Linked DNA regions of Homo sapiens: region 1 is linked to region 2. The links are chromatin contacts, found by Hi-C in ENCODE. All regions are on one chromosome and are shown on one strand. Each heading gives the region's core, a stretch centred on a gene start or an enhancer-like site at or near the end of the contact. The rest is flanking DNA. Distances are from core to core; before and after follow the strand shown. Region 1 holds the start of GTF3C2 (general transcription factor IIIC subunit 2). Region 2 holds the start of CENPA (centromere protein A).

Region 1 (5,792 bases), core at 2,183-4,682, 570 kb before region 2:
AGGGTCATGGGACAACAGTGGAGGGAAGGTCAGCAGATAAACAAGTGAACAAAGGTCTCTGGTTTTCCTAGGCAGAGGACCCTGCGGCCTTCCGCAGTGTTTGTGTCCCTGATTACTTGAGATTAGGGATTGGTGATGACTCTTAACGAGCATGCTGCCTTCAAGCATCTGTTTAACAAAGCACATCTTGCACCGCCCTTAATCCATTTAACCCTGAGTGGACACAGCACATGTTTCAGAGAGCACAGGGTTGGGGGTAAGGTCACAGATCAACAGGATCCCAAGGCAGAAGAATTTTTCTTAGTGCAGAACAAAATGAAAAGTCTCCCATGTCTACTTCTTTCTACAGAGACACGGCAACCATCCGATTTCTCAATCTTTTCCCCACCTTTCCCGCCTTTCTATTCCACAAAGCCGCCATTGTCATCCTGGCCCGTTCTCAATGAGCTGTTGGGCACACCTCCCAGACGGGGTGGTGGCCGGGCAGAGGGGCTCCTCACTTCCCAGTAGGGGCGGCCGGGCAGAGGCGCCCCTCACCTCCCGGACGGGGCGGCTGGCCGGGCAGGGGGCTGACCCCCCCACCTCCCTCCCGGACGGGGCGGCTGGCCGGGCGGGGGGCTGACCCCCCACCTCCCTCCCGGACGGGGTGGCTGCCGGGCGGAGATGCTCCTCACTTCCCAGATGGGGTGGCTCCTCACTTCTCAGACGGGGCGGCCGGGCAGAGACGCTCCTCACCTCCCAGACGGGGTCGCGGCCGGGCAGAGGCGCTCCTCACATCCCAGATGGGGCGGCGGGGCAGAGGCGCTCCCCACATCTCAGACGATGGGCGGCCGGGCAGAGACGCTCCTCACTTCCTAGATGTGATGGCGGCTGGGAAGAGGCACTCCTCACTTCCTAGATGGGATGGCGGCCGGGCGGAGACGCTCCTCACTTTCCAGACTGGGCAGCCAGGCAGAGGGGCTCCTCACATCCCAGACGATGGGCGGCCAGGCAGAGACACTCCTCACTTCCCAGACGGGGTGGCGGCTGGGCAGAGGCTGCAATCTCGGCACTTTGGGAGGCCAAGGCAGGCGGCTGGGAGGTGTAGGTTGTAGCGAGCCGAGATCACGCCACTGCACTCCAGCCTGGGCACCATTGAGCACTGAGTGAACGAGACTCCGTCTGCAATCCCGGCACCTCGGGAGGCCGAGGCTGGCGGATCACTCGCGGTTAGGGGCTGGAGACCGGCCCGGCCAACACAGCGAAACCCCGTCTCCACCAAAACCAGTCAGGCGTGGCAGCGCGTGCCTGCAATCGCAGGCACTCGGCAGGCTGAGGCAGGAGAATCAGGCAGGGAGGTTGCAGTGAGCCGAGATGGCAGCAGTACAGTCCAGCTTCGGCTCCACATGAGAGGGAGACCATGGAAAGAGAGGGAGACCGTGGGTAGAGGTAGAGGTAGAGAGGTAGAGAGGTAGAGAGGTGGAGGTAGAGGTAGAGCAGTTTAATGGTCACTACTTTCAATGGTGTAGGATGAGTAGCTGATATTTTGGCTTTTACTTTTTTTAAAAGATCATTATCAATACATGGATTTCTATATTTTGAACATACTACTTAATCATCAAAATTAAGCAGAGGATCAACAGGGTTGCTTTATGCTTTAGAAAGATAACCGGGCCAGGCATGGCAACTCACACCTGTAATCCCAGCACTTTGGGAGGCATAGGCAGGAGGATCGCTTGCGCTCAGTAGTGTGAGACCTGCCTGGGCAATATAGCAAGACCTCATCTCTATTAAACAACAACAACAAAAAAACCTGGAAGTGGTGGTATACACCTGCCACACACCCCAACTATTCAGGAGGCTGAGGTGGCAGGTTGAGGCTGCAGTGAGCCGTGATTGCACCACTGTCCTCCAGCCTGGGTGACAGAGCAAGACCCTGTCTCAAAACAAACAAACAAACAAACAAACACCTAGTAGAAATTAGAGGCAGAGAAGTAGATCAGTGAAAAGATTGGTTATAAATCAAAATTACAAATGCACCTAAAACTTTGGTTCACAATTCCACTTCTAGAAATTATCCTACCCATATAGTTACACATTTGAAGTAATTTAGATGCAAGGTTACTTATAGCAGTGTGATTTATAATAGCAAGGGACCATTGTTTATAACAGCAAAACCATGTAAATATGCATCAATATCAACAAGGCACTAGTTATACCACATCCACCCAATTAAATGCTAACTAGTTATAGCACAGAATGAGAAAGGTTTTTGTGTACAGAAATGGAATAATGGCCAAACTCAGTGACTTACACCTGTGATCGCAGCACTATGGGAGGCTGAGGCAAGAGGATCACTTCAGGTCAGGTGTTCAAGACCAGCCTGGTCAACATAACGAGACCCCATCTCTAGAAAAAATTAAAAAATTAGGCCGGGCGCGGTGGCTCATGCCTGTAATCCCAGCACTTTGGGAGGCTGAGGCAGGCGTATCACAAGGTCAGGAGTTCGAGACCAGCCTGGCCAACATAGTGAAACCCCTTCTCTACTAAAAAGACAAAAATTATCCGGGCTTGGTGGCGGGCGCCTGTAATCTCAGCTACTCGGGAGGCTGAGGCAGGACAATTGCTTGAACCCGGGAGGCGGAGTTTGCAGTGAGCCGAGATCGCGCCACTGCACTCCAGCCTGGGGACAGAGCAAGACTCCATCTCAGGAAAAAATAAAAATAAAAATAAAAACGGGGTCTCACTATGTTGCCCAGGCTGGTATCGAATTCCTGGGCTCAAGTGATCCTCCCCCGCCTTGGCCTCCCAAAGTGCTGGGATTACAGACAGGAGCTACCATACCCAGCCAAAGTCATGCTTTTCTACTCCTACTCCTTCCCTTCCTTGTCCTCTTTCCAAGCTCTCTCGGGCCCATCCCTGACTTCACTACTGGCAGAATCCTCCAGCGGCCGGCGGCGAGGACTTCTTTGTCTCCCAGACTCCGCCTTGGGCTCGGACGCCGCCAGGGTTGCAGGTACAGACTCTCTGGTCTAGCTGGCTCTTCCGGCCACAGGCGCGGCAGTCCGGCCGGAAAGGCCGGATTCAGGGATCCAGAGCGCGAGCCCGGCCTGGGAGTCCGCCTACTCCCGGCTCCCGTCGAGGCCGCGTGGGATCCCGTTGGCCGCGCAGGCGTCGATCTCCCCTTTTTGACACTGCAACTCCCATGAGGCCCTGCAGCGTCCCTGGCGCCGCTGAAGACGCCCTGGAACTCGGCTGGCTTCGGAGGGCTCGGTGACTCTGGCCGCGCTGCATTATGGAATACAGAGTCTAAGAGAAAACTAGCCCGGCACCGACTCCGGACCAAGCACACGTGTTTACCTTGTGCACTGGGGTGGGGGCGTCAGTGAAGAGCAGCTAACAAGATTTCGTCATAAGACCGCGACCAGACAGGCGGCGCCATCTTCGAACTTAGACTTCCGGAAGGACTTTGGCGAGGGTGAGTGTATCGCCGCAGCGGGTGTGTGGGGGGCCCCACAATTACTCCTCCCCCTTCTTTTGCCATAGCACTAAGATATTGGGAACAAACTCCTGGCTCCGCTCTTCTCCCAGCCACAGCAGCGCGCCTTTCAGCGTCTGCGCTCCTACAGAGCACCATCATGCTCCGCACCTTCCCTACTGTGGCCACCGTGCACCCCCCATCTCTGCAAGCCTCGGGTCTTGCCCTCCTCCCCCACGCGGTGTCGGTAACGCGGAAGCCTGTGTCCGGGCGTAGGCGCTGCATACGTAGCGTCCCTCGAACTCGGCGAACCTACAGTAGTCCTTGTTAGAAAAACCAGGGCTCCTCTCCCGCACAGGCTAGGGGAGAAATCTACCTTCACGCCCAGGACTGAAGAAGGGCAGGTGATGGCCCCTAGAGTGGTTGTGGGTCAATCTCTTTCAGCTGTGTCCCAGCCTCTTCCTCGAGGAGGCTCTTTAACCCCGAGGGTTGTGCCCCGCGCGCTGCAACGCCATTGGCGTAACCAAGGGCCAGTTGTGTTTCCCTGTCTAGTCCTTTTGTCCCGTGGCAAGTTGGCTGCCTGTTGGGGAAGTCAGAGGTGGCGACTTCAACTCCGTCGGAGGCAACTCACTTTGTTGGAGGGATGTATAGGGTATGGACAAACCTCTTTGTTCCAGAGGCATATACAATTTTAAGTCAATCCCGTGCCATCACTATTTTTGCAATCTCTTATCAATTGTACTATTGTTTTCTGAATAGTTCTCTTTAAATTGACTTACTTAAAAAGTTTAAATGCATTAGTCTCGACCTAAGCAATATAAATGAAACCGTGGGTTTCATGGGCTACTTATAATTGTTTATGTAAGTTGAAATAAAAGCACTAGTCATTAAAATGTTCGTTTTCGTACCATTAAAATCATCTTGCATACCGCCAGTTGTACCCTAGGAACACTTTAGGAAACAATATATTAAGCTAAGCAGTGTATTCAAAGTAATTTCATACTTAAGGTGCAGTGTTGTGTCATTATTTTTTCTTGGCTGGGGAGGTCAAGCTGGCATCCTGGAGCAGCATGGGAACCAGACAGATTGGGGTGCAATGGAAGGTTTTAGAAACTCAGTACGAATTTACTGATCATCTATTCCTTTACTGTGTATCCAGAATTTGTACCATTACATCCTGCTGCTGCCTTCCATGAGAAGTGTATTTTTTTTTTTTTTGATACGGAGTTTTGTTCTTGTTGCCCAGGCTGGAGTGCAGTGGCGTGATCTCGGCTCACTGCAACCTCCGCCTCCCGGGTTCAAGCGATTCTCCTGCCTCAGCCTCCTGAGTAGCTGGAATTACAGGCGCGTGCCACCATGCCCGGCTACTTTTGTATTTTTAGTAGAGACGGGGTTTTACCATGTTGGTCAGGCTGGTCTCGAACTTGTGACCTCGTTATCCGCCCACCTCGGCCTCCTAAAGTGCTGGGATTACAGGCGTGAGCCACCGTGCCCGGCCAGGCAAATTATATGTACAGGCAATTCATAAAAGTCATATGGATGTCCAATATATAGAAAGAAGTTGCTGACACCAATTATTATCAGTGCAAATAAATAGAGTGGGGAAGAATTCTTTCACCTATCAGATTGGCGAAAATTAAAAAGATCAGTAACGGTATGATAAAATGGGTACTAATATACATAAATAGTTTTAATTTTGGTGAGCCGTTTGGTAGTATCAAATTTTGAAATGTGCATGTTCTTCAGTGTAGTACAGTAATTCCATGTTCAGATGATTATTCGAGAAAAATAATTTATTGATGAATTAATGAAGAGATTTGTACTAGAATATTTATTGCAGTATTTTTTGAAATAGTATTTTAACTCATTTGTTCATTAAATGAAGATTGTCTAAATAACTAATTCTATGGAATGCCATGCAGCAATTAGGAAGAATGAGATAAATATATGTATACTGATGTAGAAAATCCTTTAAAAAAAACCGGAATCTTCCTCTGTCACTCAGGCTGGAGTGCAGTGGCGTGATATCGGCTCACTGCAACCTCTCCCTCTGCCTCTTGGGTTCAAGTGATTCTCCTGTCTCAGCCTCCCGAGTAGATGGGATTACAGGCGCCTGCCACCACGCCGGGCTAATTTTTATATTTTTAGTAGAGATGGGGTTTCACCATGTTGGCCAGGCTAGTCTCCTGACCTCAAGTGATCCATCTGCCTTGGCCTCCCAAAGTGCTGGGATTACAGGCGTGAGTCACAGCACTTGGCCTAGAAAATCCTTAAGACTTGTATAGAAGCTCTCTTAACTGATTTCCATTTAGCTCCTTATGTTAACTGACATACT
Region 2 (5,645 bases), core at 690-3,189:
ACCAAAACACCACTCTTAGTGAGTCTCAGGGCCTTACTAGTACCATACAATAATAAATAAAATGTGTAGAAATGAAAACGGAAGATTCAAAAGTTATTTGCAGATGACATAATAGTCTACTTAAAAATTCCAACTGGAGCAACTAAAAACGACTAGGGTGAACGAGAATTCAGCAAGTTGGCTGGAAGCAAAGGTTAAATCCTCGTGTTTTGGGAAAGAAAAAAAATCCCATTCGCAACAGCAACATCTAGAAACAACCTACTCCAGCCTAGGCAACATGGCAAAATCCCACCTCTACTAAAAATACAAAAAATTAGCCGGCATGGTGGCATATGCCTGTAGTCCCAGCTACTCGGGAGGCTGAGCTGGGAGAAGCACCTGAGCCTGGGAAGTTGAGGCTGCAGTGAACCCTCGTGGCATCACTGCACTCCAACCTGGGCGATGGGTCTCAAAAAAAAAACAACAAAAAACCAAAAAGCCGGCCGGGCGCGGTGGCTCACGCCTGTAATCCCAGCACTTTGGGAGACCGAGGTGGGCGGATCACGAGGTCAGGAGATCAAGACCATCCTGGCTAACACGGTGAAACCCTGTCTCTACCAAAAATACAAAAAATTAGCCGGGCGTGGTGGTAGGCGCCTGTAGTCCCAGCTACTCGGGAGGCTGAGGCAGGAGAAGGGCGTGAACCCAGGAGGCGGAGCTTGCCGTGAGCGGAGATCGCGCCACTGCACTCCAGCCTGGGCGACAAAGCCTGACTCCGTCTCCAAAACAAAACAAAAAACCCAAAAAAGCCTGTAGGCACAGTGGCTCATGCCTGCAATCCCAGCACTTTGGGAGGCCCAGGCAGGAGGATCACTTGAGGCCAGGAGTTTGAGACCAGCCTGGGTAACACAGGGAGACCCAGTCTCTACAAAAAGCAATGAAACAAATAAACTACAATACACTTCCCATCTTCCTCATAGCTACGTAGCAAGAGTTAAGAGATAAGTAAAGCAGCTGTTGCCACCATGTACCATACAGGCATCTGCCTCCTCCTGCCGTTGGGTCTCCCATCCACCAGCCCACCATAGACAATTAAGACACAGACTTCGGCCCCTTTTCCCGGACACAAGCTCTGGAAGGCAACAGAGTGAGCAGCGCAGAGGGCCTCGGTTCAAGGCCTAACAGCCTCTCCCGGAAGGGAAAAAAAACCCCTGAAAGACACCTCCTAAGAGGACTCCTGTTTGAAATCGTCACCGAAAGCAGTCAATACTTTTGCAATTTAAAAATGCACAAACACAGAGGATTGGAAATCCCGTGTCCGCCAGAACACCAAGTTGTGTGACTCTGCTCAAGCTCTCTGGCCTGTGCCTCGGCTTTCTCATTAGCTGTAAAATGGGCACAATATGAAGCTGAGATAACGCACGAACAGTGGGAGGCAATGCCTGGTTGGCGGTGGGCGGTGGGCGCTGGGTAACCACTAGTCCTAACAAGAAGACGGCGTTAGGAGCCAAGTGGCTAAGCCGGTCCCTTCCCGCTTTCGGAACCGCCTGCTCCAGCCCCTCGCAGGGCTGGCACCGCCCGTGCCCGGAGCGGATGCCGGACGGCGGAACCGCGTTGTCCCCCAACAGGGAAGTGCCACGGGATCGGGACTCGGGAGATCCGGGCTCCGCCTGCGAGCCTCGGTTTTCTCCTCTTCGAGATGGGGCCGCGGCCGGTTACCTAAGGAGGGGCCCCGCCGGGAGGGGCCGGGGGTCGGGGTCGGGCTCGGGCTGCGCCTCCTCGGGGCCTCGGGCTTTCGGCTCCGGCGGCGCGGGCCCATGACACGCCGCAGAGGGTGCTGGCGCCCGGTCCCACGGCTCCTGCTCGGGCTGCCGGGTCCGGGAGCGAAAGGCTGGCTTCTGGGGAGCCCAGAGAACGCTGTGCCGCGAGCCTCACATGAGCCGGTGCTTGGCAGAAGTCCGCGCCGCTCGCGTTCAAATCGCTCGCTCCGCCCACTTCACGGCCGGCGTTTTTTAAAACCCGAATCCAGCGACTCCCAGTGGCTGACTCTGGAACGCCCCTTACGTAGAGCGACTGCAGGTAGGGCCAATGAGAGTATGCACCGAGACACAAATATAGCGGCGATGATAGGAGGACAGGGGAGACTGATGGTAAAATCAACCAATAGACAACTAAAGAGATGGGGCGGGAAATTCTCCTGCCCCCTGCTTGCCAATCTGGTTGCTGGTCTTTGCGGGACCGTACTGACGTCCTCAGGTGCCCTCCAGTCAAAACACCGAAGCTCAGTTTGGAACGTGGATGGTGTGTTTGTAGAACGTGCTTTCTAGAAAAGTCGCTTTCCTCAAACATTTTATGCTTTGCCTTAGCAACGCAGAGATGGCTTTTAAAGATGAGGAAACAGACCCATAGAGAATGTGACAACCCCGTGTCGTATCTGCGACTCTCCCAGGAACTATCCACAGATATACTCAGAATCCAGTTCAACTGCATAAACTTTGCTGACGCTTGGGGTCGCGGGGACGGCGGGATCGGCGGGGCTTTGAGAATAAGGTCCGGGCAGGGCAGGCCTCGGCACTATAGCAACGCAATCGTCCCAAAAAAATGCTCTCTTCCCTTTGTTGGGGATAATAAAAATTCAAGTCATGTCCCGGTATGTAGAATAAGGGGAATTTTAATTTTCTAAATTTTATTTCTTGCATTTTCTAAATGTTCTACAGTGAACATGTAATCAGGAAAAATGTTATAAAATTAGTGATTTCATGGAACCCTTGTGCATTGCTGGTGGGAGTGTAAAATGCTGCGGCTGCTGTGAAAAATAGTATTGGTGGTTCCTCAAAAAATCAAAAATAGAATTACCAGATGATCCAGTAATTCCACTTCTGGCTAAATATCCAAAAGAATTTAAATATAGCCAGGGACTTGAACAGATATTCTCACACCCATGTTGATAGCGGCATTCTTCACAACAGCCCGAAGGCAGAAACAGCCTGAATACACACCAACAGATGAACGGATAAACAAAATGGGGTGTATACCACAATGTTATTCAGCCTTTAAAAGGAAGGGAATTCTGACACCTGCTGCAACATAGATGAACCTTGAGGACGTTATGCTAAGTGAAATAAAGCAGTCCACCAAGGGACAAATGCTGGGCTGGGGTGCGGTGGTTCATGCCTGTAATCCCAGCGCTTTGGGAGGCCAAGTTGTTCGGAACCACTGAGTTCGAGTTCGAGTCCAACCTGGCCAACATGGCGAAACTCCATCTTGCCGAGCGTGGTGGCTCACGCCTGTAAACCCAGCACTCTGGGAGGCCGAGGCAGGCAGATCACCCGAGGTCAGGAGTTCAAGACCAGCATGGCCAACATGGCGATACCCCGTCTCTACTAAAAATATAAAAATTTGCCAGGTGCTGTGGCTCACGCCTGTAATCCCAGCTACTCAGGAGGCTGAGGCAGAGTTGCTTGAACCTGAAAGGCGGAGGTTGCAGTGAGCCGAAATCATGCCACGGCACTCCAGCCTAGGCGACAAGAGTGAGACTCTGTCTCAAAAAAAAAAAAAAAAAAAAAAGAGAAGGGGAAGGAGAAGGAGGAGAAGGAAGAAAGAAACCCCACCTCTACCAAAGATACACACACACACAAATTAGCCCGGGCGTGCAGATGTATGCCTGTCGCCCCAGCTACTCAGGAGGCTGAGGTGGGAGAATCGCTCGAGTCCAGGAGGTTGAGGCTGAACTGAGCCATGATTGTGGCACTGCACTCCAGCCTGGGCGACAGAGTGGCACCTCTCTCAAAAAAAAAGAAAAAAAAAAAGGACAAGGCCGGGTGTGGTGGCTCATGCCTGTATAATCCCAGCACTTTGGGAGGCTGAGGCCAGTGGATCATGAGGTCAGGAGATCGAGACCATCCCGGCTAACCTGGTGAAAACCCGCTTCTACTAAAAATACAAAAAATTAGCCGGGCGTGGTGGCACGGGCCTGTAGTCCCAGCTACTCGGGAGGCTGAGGCAGGAGAATTGCTTGAACCTAGGAGGGGAAGGTTGCAGTGAGCTGAGATTGTGCCACTGCACTCCAGCCTGGGCAATAGAGCAAGACTCTGTCTCCAAAAAAAAAAAAAAAAAAGGACAAATACTGTATGAGGTACCTGGAATAACGGAACTCATAGAGACAGAAAGTAAAATGGTGGTTGCCAGTGAGTAAGGGAGGAATGGGGAGTTAGTATTTAATAGGTGGGGAGTTTTAGTTTGAGAAGATGAAAAATTCTGGATATGGATGGTGGTGATGGTTGCACAACACTGTGAACGTGCTTAACGCCACTGAACTGTACACTTAAAACTGGTTAAAATGGTAAATTCTATGTTGTGTGTGTGTGTGTATATATATATATATATATATTAACCCCGCCCCACAACCGGGTCTTGCACTATTGTCTAGGCTGGAGTATAGTGGTGCAATCACAGCTAACTGCAGCCTTGAACTGCTGGACTCATGCAATCCTCCCACTTCAGCCTCCTGAGTAGCTGGGACTAACAGGAATGTACCATCACACTTGGCTAATTTTTTTTTTTTTTTTTTTTGAGATGGAGTCTTACTTTGTCACCAGGCTGGAGTGCAGTGGTGCGACCACCACTCACTGCAACCTCTGCCTCCCGGGTTCAAGCGATTCCCCTGCCTCAGCCTTCCAAGTAGCTAGGACTACAGGCGTGTGCCACCACGCCCAAAGTGCTGAGATTACAGGCGTGAGCCACCGCACCCTGCCACTTGGCTGATTTTTTAAAAAACATTTTGTGGTGCCATGGTAACTCTGGCTTATCATATAGCCCTTATTATATAGTCATGTATATATAATAAAGGCATTATACAGTTCCCATGCTTAACAATGGGGATATGCTCTGCGAAATGTGTTGTTAGACGATTTTGTCATTGTGCAATCATAAAGTGTACTTACACAAACCTGGATGGTATAGTGTATCACACACCTTGGCTATATGGTATAGCCTATTGCTCCTAGGCGACAAACCTGTGCAGCATGTTCCTGTACTGAATACTGTAGGCAACTGTAATGCAATGGTATTTGTGTATCTAACATATGTAACCTAGAAAAGGCACAGTAAAAAAACAGTATAAAAAATGGGCTGGGTACACTGGCTCACCCCTGTAATCCTAAAATTTTGGAAGGCCAAGGCAGGAGCATTGTTTGAGCCCAGTAGTTCGAGATCAGTCTGGGCAACGTGGTGAGACCCCATCTCCGCAGGAAATAAAAACAATTAGCTGGGCACGGTGGTGCATGCCTGTAGTGCCAGCTACTCGGGAGGCTGAGGCAGGAGGATCACTTGAGCCCAGGAGTTTAAGGCTACAGTGAGATAGGATCATGCCACTGCACCCCAGTGACAGCAACAGATCAAGACTCTGTCTCTAAAAAGAAAAATTTTCCTTCTTCAATAATAAATTAATCTTAGCTTAATGGTAACGTTTTAACTTTATAAGCTTTTGAACTGTAAAATTTGACTCTTGTAATAACACTTAGCTTAAAACACACACTGCAAGTATACAAAAACATTTTTTCTTTATATCTTTTTTTTTTTTTTTTTTTTTTTGAGACGGAGTCTCACTCTGTCGCCCAGGCTAGAGTGCAGTGGCCCGATCTCGGCTCACTGCAAGCTCCGCCTCC

Evidence for each region. Hi-C counts contacts between places; a loop is a spot of excess contacts on that map. Pooled maps may share reads with other maps.
Region 1: a pooled map shows a loop between it and region 2 (10-fold over the local background). The contact joins the promoter of GTF3C2 here to the promoter of CENPA in region 2. A Hi-C loop is called at or near these places in 2 of 37 single-sample maps with no recorded cell type and 7 of 50 pooled maps.

Annotation. Positions count from the first base shown.
Region 1 is chr2:27,354,404-27,360,195 of GRCh38, reverse strand. GTF3C2 (general transcription factor IIIC subunit 2) reads left to right here and starts at 3,432. Exons shown (of 19, transcript NM_001035521.3): 1 at 3,432-3,457. It overlaps GTF3C2-AS2 (GTF3C2 antisense RNA 2), which reads right to left and starts at 3,431. Exons shown (of 4, transcript NR_183827.1): 1 at 3,340-3,431; 2 at 2,294-2,388; 3 at 736-1,311. RefSeq lists enhancers at 3,102-3,231, 2,811-3,424, 3,242-3,581, 3,632-3,911, 3,425-4,038 and 1 more.
Region 2 is chr2:26,782,350-26,787,994 of GRCh38, reverse strand. CENPA (centromere protein A) reads right to left here and starts at 1,939. Exons shown (of 5, transcript NM_001809.4): 1 at 1,699-1,939. The coding sequence starts at 1,798. RefSeq lists enhancers at 1,158-1,207, 1,268-1,317, 2,408-2,507, 2,769-3,538 and a silencer at 1,648-1,757.